Regions from separate parts of the Homo sapiens genome. Here region 2 is linked to region 1. The links are chromatin loops, found by intact Hi-C in ENCODE. Cell type or tissue: heart right ventricle. All regions are shown on one strand. Each heading gives the region's core, and the rest is flanking DNA. Links, peaks and the distances in the headings are about the cores only. Region 1 has its middle 48 kb from the start of MFAP3. Region 2 has its middle 44 kb from the start of GALNT10.

The links. A loop is a pair of places that touch in the nucleus more often than their neighbours do. Peaks named below come from ENCODE experiments on the same cell type or tissue, not always from the same donor. Only the 100,000 strongest peaks of a DNase experiment are listed, where the experiment ranks them.
Region 2: it touches region 1 in a loop (2.0-fold over the local background); 4 of 110 quality-filtered maps call a loop at or near these places.

Annotation. Positions count from the first base shown.
Region 1 is chr5:154,085,002-154,089,396 of GRCh38, forward strand. No RefSeq gene overlaps it. Among named protein-coding and RNA genes, the nearest start is that of MFAP3, 48 kb to the left of the region's middle. RefSeq lists an enhancer at 642-1,147. In heart right ventricle, for the core only: no CTCF peak of the experiment used is centred there; a DNase peak (open chromatin) is centred at 1,807; H3K27ac peaks cover 1,389 bases.
Region 2 is chr5:154,144,453-154,148,847 of GRCh38, forward strand. No RefSeq gene overlaps it. Among named protein-coding and RNA genes, the nearest start is that of GALNT10, 44 kb to the right of the region's middle. In heart right ventricle, for the core only: no CTCF peak of the experiment used is centred there; a DNase peak (open chromatin) is centred at 2,129; H3K27ac peaks cover 1,960 bases.

The DNA.
Region 1 (4,395 bases), core at 243-4,242:
TAGGGTCAGCAGGGACAAATTCTAATGATGGAAAGGACTTCAAAAAAAATTGCAAAGGCAGAAGTAATAAGGGCCCCAGGCACCAGGAACAGCAAATGGACACTGGGCACCCAGTTAGGGAGATGAAATGGAGAAAGGCCAAGAGAGTCCAGAGAGATGGAGCAGACAACTCTTAACCACCCAGCAACCGTAGGAGGACTTGAGATGTCAAACACATTTCTGAATATCCAAGCTAAGTGACTTTGAACCACCCCCTTAAAAATCTCTGGCCCCACTGCAAGTATCGAAAGGAGATAATAATGGCTTATTTACCTAAAGGCAGAGGAGTGAATCAAAGATCCCTGGAGAACACTTCCTTCAGGAAGTTTGTATAAATCAAAGTGAACTCCAGTCAATAAAGAAATCCTCTGGTTTAACCCTTCCCAGCCTTAGCATCATCTTTAGAGCCAGACAGACTTTGTTTTAATTCTGAGTTCAGCCACTGTGTAACACTGGGCAACCTTGGATGGGTCCCTAAACCTCTTTAGGCCTCAAGCTTCTTGTCTACAAATAAACCATAAAACCTACCTCACTGGGTTGTCAGACAGTTTTAATAAAACAATGTGTGTGAATCCCTTAGTGCCACGTTGGGCACAAAATAAACACTCAGTAATAACAGTTTAGCTGCCGTGTATCATCCTCATCCTCTCAGACCCACCAGTGTCTTTTGGTAGGTGATAGCTCAGCAAGGTCATGGTGAATGGCATGGGTTCTGGAGTCAGACCATCCTGGTTTCAAATACGGGCTCCAGTGAGAACCAGGTATGTGACCTTGGGCAACTCATTTATACTGAGTTTCGATTCTTTCATCTGTAAATGGGAGTGATTAAAAATGGCTTCCTCTGAGGTGAGGATTAAGTAAGACAATACACATAACTTGCTGAGAGTGGTGGCTAGCACACCGTAAGAGCCTAGTAAATAGGAGATGAAAACTCCCTTTCTCTTCCTCTGCCTTTCTCTCTCTGTATCTCTTTCTCTCTTTGCTGACAGATGTGGTTGAGTAGGGAGAATGAGATCCAGTTCTATCGATGATCAAAGGTAGATGTAAAAACCTTGCTTTTCAACCAGAGAGACAAAGAAGACCCAGTGAACCATCTCAAGGAGCCAAATCTGGTTTTATCCAGCTCTTGTAGTAGTGTTCTGGCTTTTGGGCTGCAGTACAGAAAATTAGTTCCCCTGCAGTCGTCCCCTTCAGAATGGAGCTAGGAGAGATAAAGAGTGGCTAAAGAGCTCTGAACAATAGCTAATCCTCTAATTAGCACTTCAGAGAGTAGTGATAACTGGAATCCACTCTCAGTTCTAAGCTCCAGGGAACAGCAGGGTCTGACCAATGTTTTCCTGGAATCATACCCAAAGCCAATGACCTCCTTCCTTCTAAGTTTGAGTCTCCCTCCTGGAGCGTTGCTCTTTCCCTTTCTTTTGTCGGTGCCTCTTTCTTTTTCCCTTTAGCTCTCTGTTTCCTTCTGGCTCTCAGAACTACTCTCCTCTCCCAACCCCTGCAAATTTTCCCACCTCTTTCTCTCAAAACTACCATACTATGAGGTACTTGTATAATTAGGTGTTCATTCCTTAATTTGTGAGACATTTACTGAATATTTTCTAGGTGCTAAGAATATAGAAAAGAATAAGATGGGCTCCCCGTTCTCAGGGCAATGGACTGATGAACAATGGAAGGATCTTCCAAACAACTATAATATGGTCCGACAAATGCTTTTCCAGAAGTACACACAAGCGTGGGTGTATACGGCAAGTGCCAAATTCTGGCTGGGTGGGGCCCAGAGGAGCAGATGTTGGGCTTGAGACATGAGGAGTGAGTCTAGGTTTTAAAAATAAATGAATCATTCAATCAACTGTGTAGTTCTTGATCCTCATTCAAACACCTGTGACTTAAACATGCATTTGTGAAACAGAAACCAACATTCCTAAACTAACTGACATATGGTGTGTGTAACCCCCACTTTTTCCCTCCATATGTCAGTGACCAATAGGAAAAGGAGCTTCCCTCCTGTGGGGCTCCTTAATCCAAATGGGTGACTAAAGTGAGGATGGATAGGGAACTGAACCAACAAAGTGATTAGAGAAGGCACTAATAAGGCTCCTCACCCATACTAGCTATAGAAAAGGGGGCCCTATGCTTTACAATCTCTAAGCTTTATTCTTAGTGATGAAGCTAAGGTTTTCAAAATAATCCAGTGCCTTCTGTCTCCCATCTCTCTCCCAAACCCAGAGCTGGAGAGTAAGAGAGGCATGGACCTGAAGCCAGACCCCCTACCCAACCGTTGATCAGACTTCACTCTGGACAGATGAAAGGTTTGAGCACTTTCTGAGTGACAGCTCACAGAGCTGGCATGTTACATTTAAGCCATTTACATTTTGGAGCCTGTGAGTCTGTCAAAACAATGCCACCCCCTGCTGTGACTCTGGCATAATAACTGGCTTGTGCAGAGCAAATCTTGACTCAACTTCCATGTGACCAACCATGTGAATGTGTGCAGATTAAAAGACAGAAAGAAACGAGATTTTTATTATTTTTTTTTTAATCTTTAACAAATACAGGCACCTTTTGGTCCAGGTTTCCCTCTGATTCAATGTCATGCACTAGTAAATCTGGATCTGAGACAGCCCAGTTTATCTTGGAGTATTAAGGACTTAGTGAAGCAAAGAAAACTCATTCTAAGGGTTTAAAGGAAGTTAAAGAATATCCTGTTACATTTTCAGGTTAAGGATCCTAAATGCCTTATTCACTGGTATATTCCATGGATTTGCCCAGGGTCTGATGTGTAGAAGATGACCGACAATATTCGTTGAGGGAATCAATGTTTTCAACAACACCATCTCTACCACTCCACCCCCAAAACCATACAAGGTTTCCTGCCATTCATCTATCCCTGGTAGTGTTGTCATCCATACCGCCTCCTCACATTTCTTAGAGAGCTACTTTGGATGATCCATCCTCATTTCATTTCTGAGTAGATTTACATCTTGCAGCTGAACCATTCATTCACTCTTTCATCAACTCTATGTTGTGTGGAGGGCCTATTTGGATCAAACACTTAATTAATGACAAAATTACAAAGGTAAGAGGCATATGGAAAATACCTTTGATAAGACTATAGTCCAGTAGAGAAGACAGGAACATGGGCCTCTAAAATCTAGGGTATGAGGCTCGGAGGAGATGAATAAAGACCAACATAGGAAAGAGAGGGAAAATTCTCAAGGGAACCCTAATAAGGTGTTCAGAGAAATGGAAGATGTCTAATTTGTGGGTATTAGAGCTTGGGAGTGTGTATCAGTGAAGGAACTATAAGTTGGGTATGTGTGGCGCAGCTAGGAGAATTGTCCGTCCTGGGTTGCCCGAAAACAAGCTAGCTAGGACCAGGATCCCCCCTCCTTCTCCACACCAGAAGGGCTGCCCCCACACTCAGCTTTCTACAGGACTGCTGGCTTCCTTCACCTGGGAGGGAGGACTCTAATTTTCTATGCACCGTAAGATGAATTGCAGGACAGCTGGTGTCCCCACACTATTTCTTTACATGGTTGGCCCCATAATTCTGGACTGATAGCACCGAGTAGCCTATGTGTTCCACCCTCTTCAAAGACTGTTTTCTCACTTTTGGTCTACAAATGGGAGAAGAACAGGGCCCACTTGGTCCCTACTGGCAATCAGATCCTTACTGCAGGCCCAGAAATGGCTCCTCCCTGTGAAGTATAGAAGCACCAGCTTTGTAAGTTTTCCATTTCCTCAATAAACCTTATTCGTTGTGCCATGTCAATCAATTTAAACCAAACCATGATGCATCATAGGCAGAGATCCACAAGGGTCCACCTCATATGACATGGGCCTGGGGACCCTGCAGAGGTAGGCAGCAAGGGTATCCTGGTGTGTGCAGGGTATGAACTATCCTGGTGTGTGCAGGGTGTGAACTATCGTGTGTGCAGGGTGTGAACTATCGTGGTGTGTGCAGGGTGTGAACTATCCTGGTGTGTGCAGGGTGTGAACTGGAGGAAGGGGGAATATATTAGGTTGGTGCTGCAGTTTTTGCCATTGAAAAGAAATGGCAAAAACCACAAGGACTTTTGCACCAACCTAATAGTAAAGAAGAGGGGATAGTGTGCGCTAGGAGTCATGGGACTTGGGACAGCAGGGACGGCCGGAACCTCTTTTGGGCAAGGCCTTTGCAGCAGACATCTGTTGTTTCTGCTTGCCTGCCTTCTTCCCGTTCTATTGCTAATAGTACATCAATGTTTCTCTGAAGAAACTTCCTTTCCCATACCATGCAGTCTGGCGGGCCTGTTAGTGCTGGCCATTCTCTGGCCAAGGAAAGAGCTAATTCATGCCATGAGAACCTCTCAGGGA
Region 2 (4,395 bases), core at 267-4,266, 59 kb after region 1:
TGAATCTGGAGTTGTGAAGAGCAGGACTTTAGTTTCAGTCCTGACCTTGTCACTTATGAATGTGATTCTGGTCCATGCACCATGGCCTCCTCCAGGACACACCCCAACCTGACTCTGCCTCATTCCCAGGCAAAGTCACTGAGGGCTGAGGAAGGATACCAGGCCTTTTGGGATTCTTTTTTTGAGACAAAGTCTCACTCTGTTAACCAGGCTGGAGTGCAGTGGCACAGTCATGGTTCACGCAGCCTCAACCTTCTGGGTTCAAACGATCCTCCCACCTCAACCTTCCAAGTAGCTAGGTTAACAGGTGCACGCCTAGGAACCCAGCTAATTTTTGTATTTTTTGTACAGACAGGGTTTCTCCATGTTCCCAAGGCTGGTCTCAAACTCCTAGATTCAAGCGATACGCCTGCCTTGGCCTCTCAAAGTGCTGGGATTACAGGCGTGAGCCACCCAGCCTGACCCATTTGGGCTTCTTGATGAGCTGAATCCCTCTCTATTTTTAGATTTCACCTTAATATGCTGCCATTAATTTTTGCCATCCCTCAAATAAGGGCAGGCGGCATCTTTCCCTTCAAATGTCTTTTTTTTTTTTTTTTTTTTTTGAGACAGGGTCTCACTGTGTCACCCAGACTGGGGTGCAGTGGTGCGATCTCAGCTCACTGCAACCTCCACCTTCCAGGTTCAAGTGATTCTTGTGCCTCAGCTTCCCAAGGAGCTGGGATTACAGATGCACACCACAACACCCAGCTAACCCTTCAGATGTCTTAAAAGACTGGTCCCTCCGCATCACCAAGTACAGCATGGAGTGAGGAGAGGGCATGTTCTTGGGCTGTATGGAGGACTTGGTTAGGAACAGCACTGTGGCTGTTCAGTGCACTTTCTCTCCCTCTCTCACCATCTCTCACACACACATGCACATGCCCGGGTACACACTTACACATATTTGTTCTCACAATGGGTTAACCCCTCCACCACTTATGCGTGACTGCAGTCCTAAACCAGAATAGTAAAGTGGTTCATGGTTCAGGCTCTGATTCACCCAGTGCAGGGCGGGTATCCCCAGCTCTGTCGTCTCCTAGCTGGGCAGCTTTGGGCAAGGTCCTTAACTCTTCCATGAGCTTCCAGTTCCTCATCTGTAAAAGGGGAAAATATTAAAAGTACCTATATGATAAGGTTGTTAGTGAGGAAGTGCTTTTTAAATAGAAGCCATTGTTACTACAATTACCATTACTATAAGTATTATTCCCATGAGAAGGTAGGCTCTGTAAAGACGAGGTCACTATCAATGCCTTGTTCACCCCTCTATCCCCATCTCCTGACATATAATCAGTGCTCAATAAATATGTGGAGAATTAATTAATGACTGTACTTTTGGGAGGCATGGCTTATCTACCTCCCCCATCCCTATGTGATTTCAAGCTACCTCCTCTGGGCTCCCACAGCGTCTGGATACAATAAATATCAAAAGAGTTTCCTATGTGCCAGGCACTGAGATAGGGCCTGCTGGACATTGATTTTCTTGCCTCTGCTCCATGCCACCCGCCCCACCCCCAGTTGTGTGAATCCCACAAGGAGAAAGACTAAGAGTTATAAGTCAGAATAAGTGCTCGGCAAGTTTTGTTTTTTTTTAAGTAGGTAATAGAGCAGTTTATTCTACATGTGAGGAAACTCAACACATTTGTCCAGAGCTGGAGGGGAGTTCTGGTCCCCAGGAGGCCAGAATAATACTGTCTCTGCCCCCACGGCACTGTCCCCTGCCTTGCTGATGATTCGGCACAGAAGGGTCCACGAACACCAGCAGGTAATGGGTGAATGTAGCCAGGGGAGAAGAGAATTGAATTCCACAGTCACCTGCCTAGTCACATGAGAAGATTACCTTTGCCATTATGAATTGCTTTTCATTAAAACAGGGCCTCTTCATAGGTAGTCTTTGAAATGTCAATTTTAATTAAAACCCTAATCCTAATAAGCACATCATAGATTAAACCCAGCCAGAGCAGATTCCTGCTGGGTGAACTTCTCACATGCTTCAGTAGACAAAATTATCTTTAGTAAAAGGGCATGTTCAGGAACATCAAATCTATCAGGCAGCCTCACTCAAAGAAGGGCCTTGGCCATGGTCCCCAACATTACTGACTCTAGGTTTCCAGTGACACATCCCAGAGTGGAGACAGCTGGGTGCCAGTTTCAGGTCAGCTGCTAGTATGGAGCTGGTACTTAACCAAATAGAATCAGAGAATTGCCAGTATTAGAAGGGGCTCTGAGACTGTCTGTCTCATATCCTTTTACAGATAGAGACATTGAGTCCTAGAGAGAGAAAGGGACAGAAACCTGCTGGTAGCAGGAGCAGATCTCCTATACCTCCCAGCTCAGTGACATCCCCACCCTGGTTTTGTCAAATAGGAGCTGCGTATCCCTGGGCAAATCTGTTTCCTTTCTTTTCTTTCTTTCTTTTTTTTTTTTTTTTTTTTTTTGAGATGGAGTCTCACTCTGCCGTCCAGGCTAGAGTGCAGTGGAACGATCTCAGCTTCACTGCAACCTCTGCCTCCCAGGTTCAAGCGAATCTCCTGCCTCAGCCTCCCAAGTAGTGGGATTACAGACACCCACCACCATGCCCAGCTAATTTTTTTGTATTTTTAGTAAAGACGGGGTTTCACCATATTGGCCAGGCTGGTTTTGAACTCCTTACCTCAAGTGATCTGCCTGTCTCAGCCTCCCAAAGTGCTAGGATTACAGGCATGAGCCACAGCGCCCAGCCTGTTTCCTTTCTGAACTTCAAATTCCTTACATATAAAATCAAATAATTTAGACCAGAACAGTAGTTCTCCACCATGACCACACATTAAAATCATCTGGAGAGCTGTAAGAAATGCCAGTGTCTGGACCCACCTGAGACCAATTCTTCATAGTCTCTAGGGTGGACCTGCTCATGAGTGGTTTATAAAGCTCTTCAGGTGATTCTGAGTTGTGTCCAGACTGAGAACCAGGAGACTAGATAATCACTACGTCTCCTTTGCTCTAACAGTTTTTTGTTTGTTTGCTTGTTTGTTTGTTTCTGAGACAAAGTCTGGCTCTATAACCCAGCCCGGAGTGCAGTGGCACAATCTCGGCTTACTGCAACCTCTGCCTCCTGGATTCAAGCCATCCTGCCACCTCAGCCTCCAAAGTAGCTGGGACTACAGGTGTGCACTAACATGCCTGGCTAATTTTTGTATTTTTTTGTAGAGATGGGGATTTCACCACATTCCCCAGGCTGGTCTAGAACTCATGAGCTCAAGCAATCTGCCTGCCTTGGCCTCCCAAAATGCTGGGATTACAGGCGTGAGCCACTGTGCCTGGCCATTGCTCTAACATTTTATGAGTTGAGAACTCCTCTTCCTGGAACCCTCTGTGCATCATACACTCCCACTACTTCCCACTTACCCCCAACTCCCATGTACACTTACCCCACAATTTATTTGAGCAGTTCCTCAAAGTTCTTGCTTAAATATCCCTCATTACACTGAGTGAGGGAGACATTACCTAAGTTCTTCCCTTCTTATAGCCGGAATCACACTTCATAGTAATTATATTTTATGGCTATCTTCCCTGTAAACTGAGTGACAGTAGAGACTGGTATAGTAGACCTAGTACTCACATCCATATGTAATCTTCCCATCCCTAGAGTGTGGCAGGGGACTGTGACTTGCTTCTAATCTATGCAATATGGCAAAGGTGATGGGAGGCCAGTTCTATGATGATATTATGTAAGATTGCAATGTCTGTCTTGCTAGGCTCCTTCCCTTGCTAGCTTTGATGAAGCAAGTGGCTATGTTGGGGAGGACCACATGTCAAGAAACTGAGAGTGGCCTCCAGCCACAACTAGCTAGAAATTGAGGCTCTGAGGCTCTTAGCCTCATAGCCTGCAAAACCCAAACCCTGCTAACAACTACATGAACTTGGAGTTAGATCCTCCGCAGTCAAATCTTTTGATAAGAACCCATCCTTAGCTGACACTTTGATTGTAGCCTTGGAGAGATCCCAGTTAATCTGTACCCAGACTCCTGATCTAAAGAAACTGAGATCATAAATGTATGTTATTTTAAGCTTCTAAGTTTGTGGTTTTATTGTTATGTGGCAATAGATAACACATACACTGAGCCTACTTCATTCAACTACTGTATCCTTGCCATCTGGCACAGTACAGCTATCCCTTGGTATCTGCAGGGGATTGTTTCCAGGACCCCCGCAAATACCAAAATCTACAGATGTGCAAGTCCCTTACGCATAGTCAGCAAGCACAGTGGCTCATGCCTGTAATCCCAGCACTTTGGGAGGCCAAGGCAGGAGGATCACTTGAGCCCAAGAGTTCAAGACCAGCCTGGGCAACATAGGGAGACCCTGACTTTACAT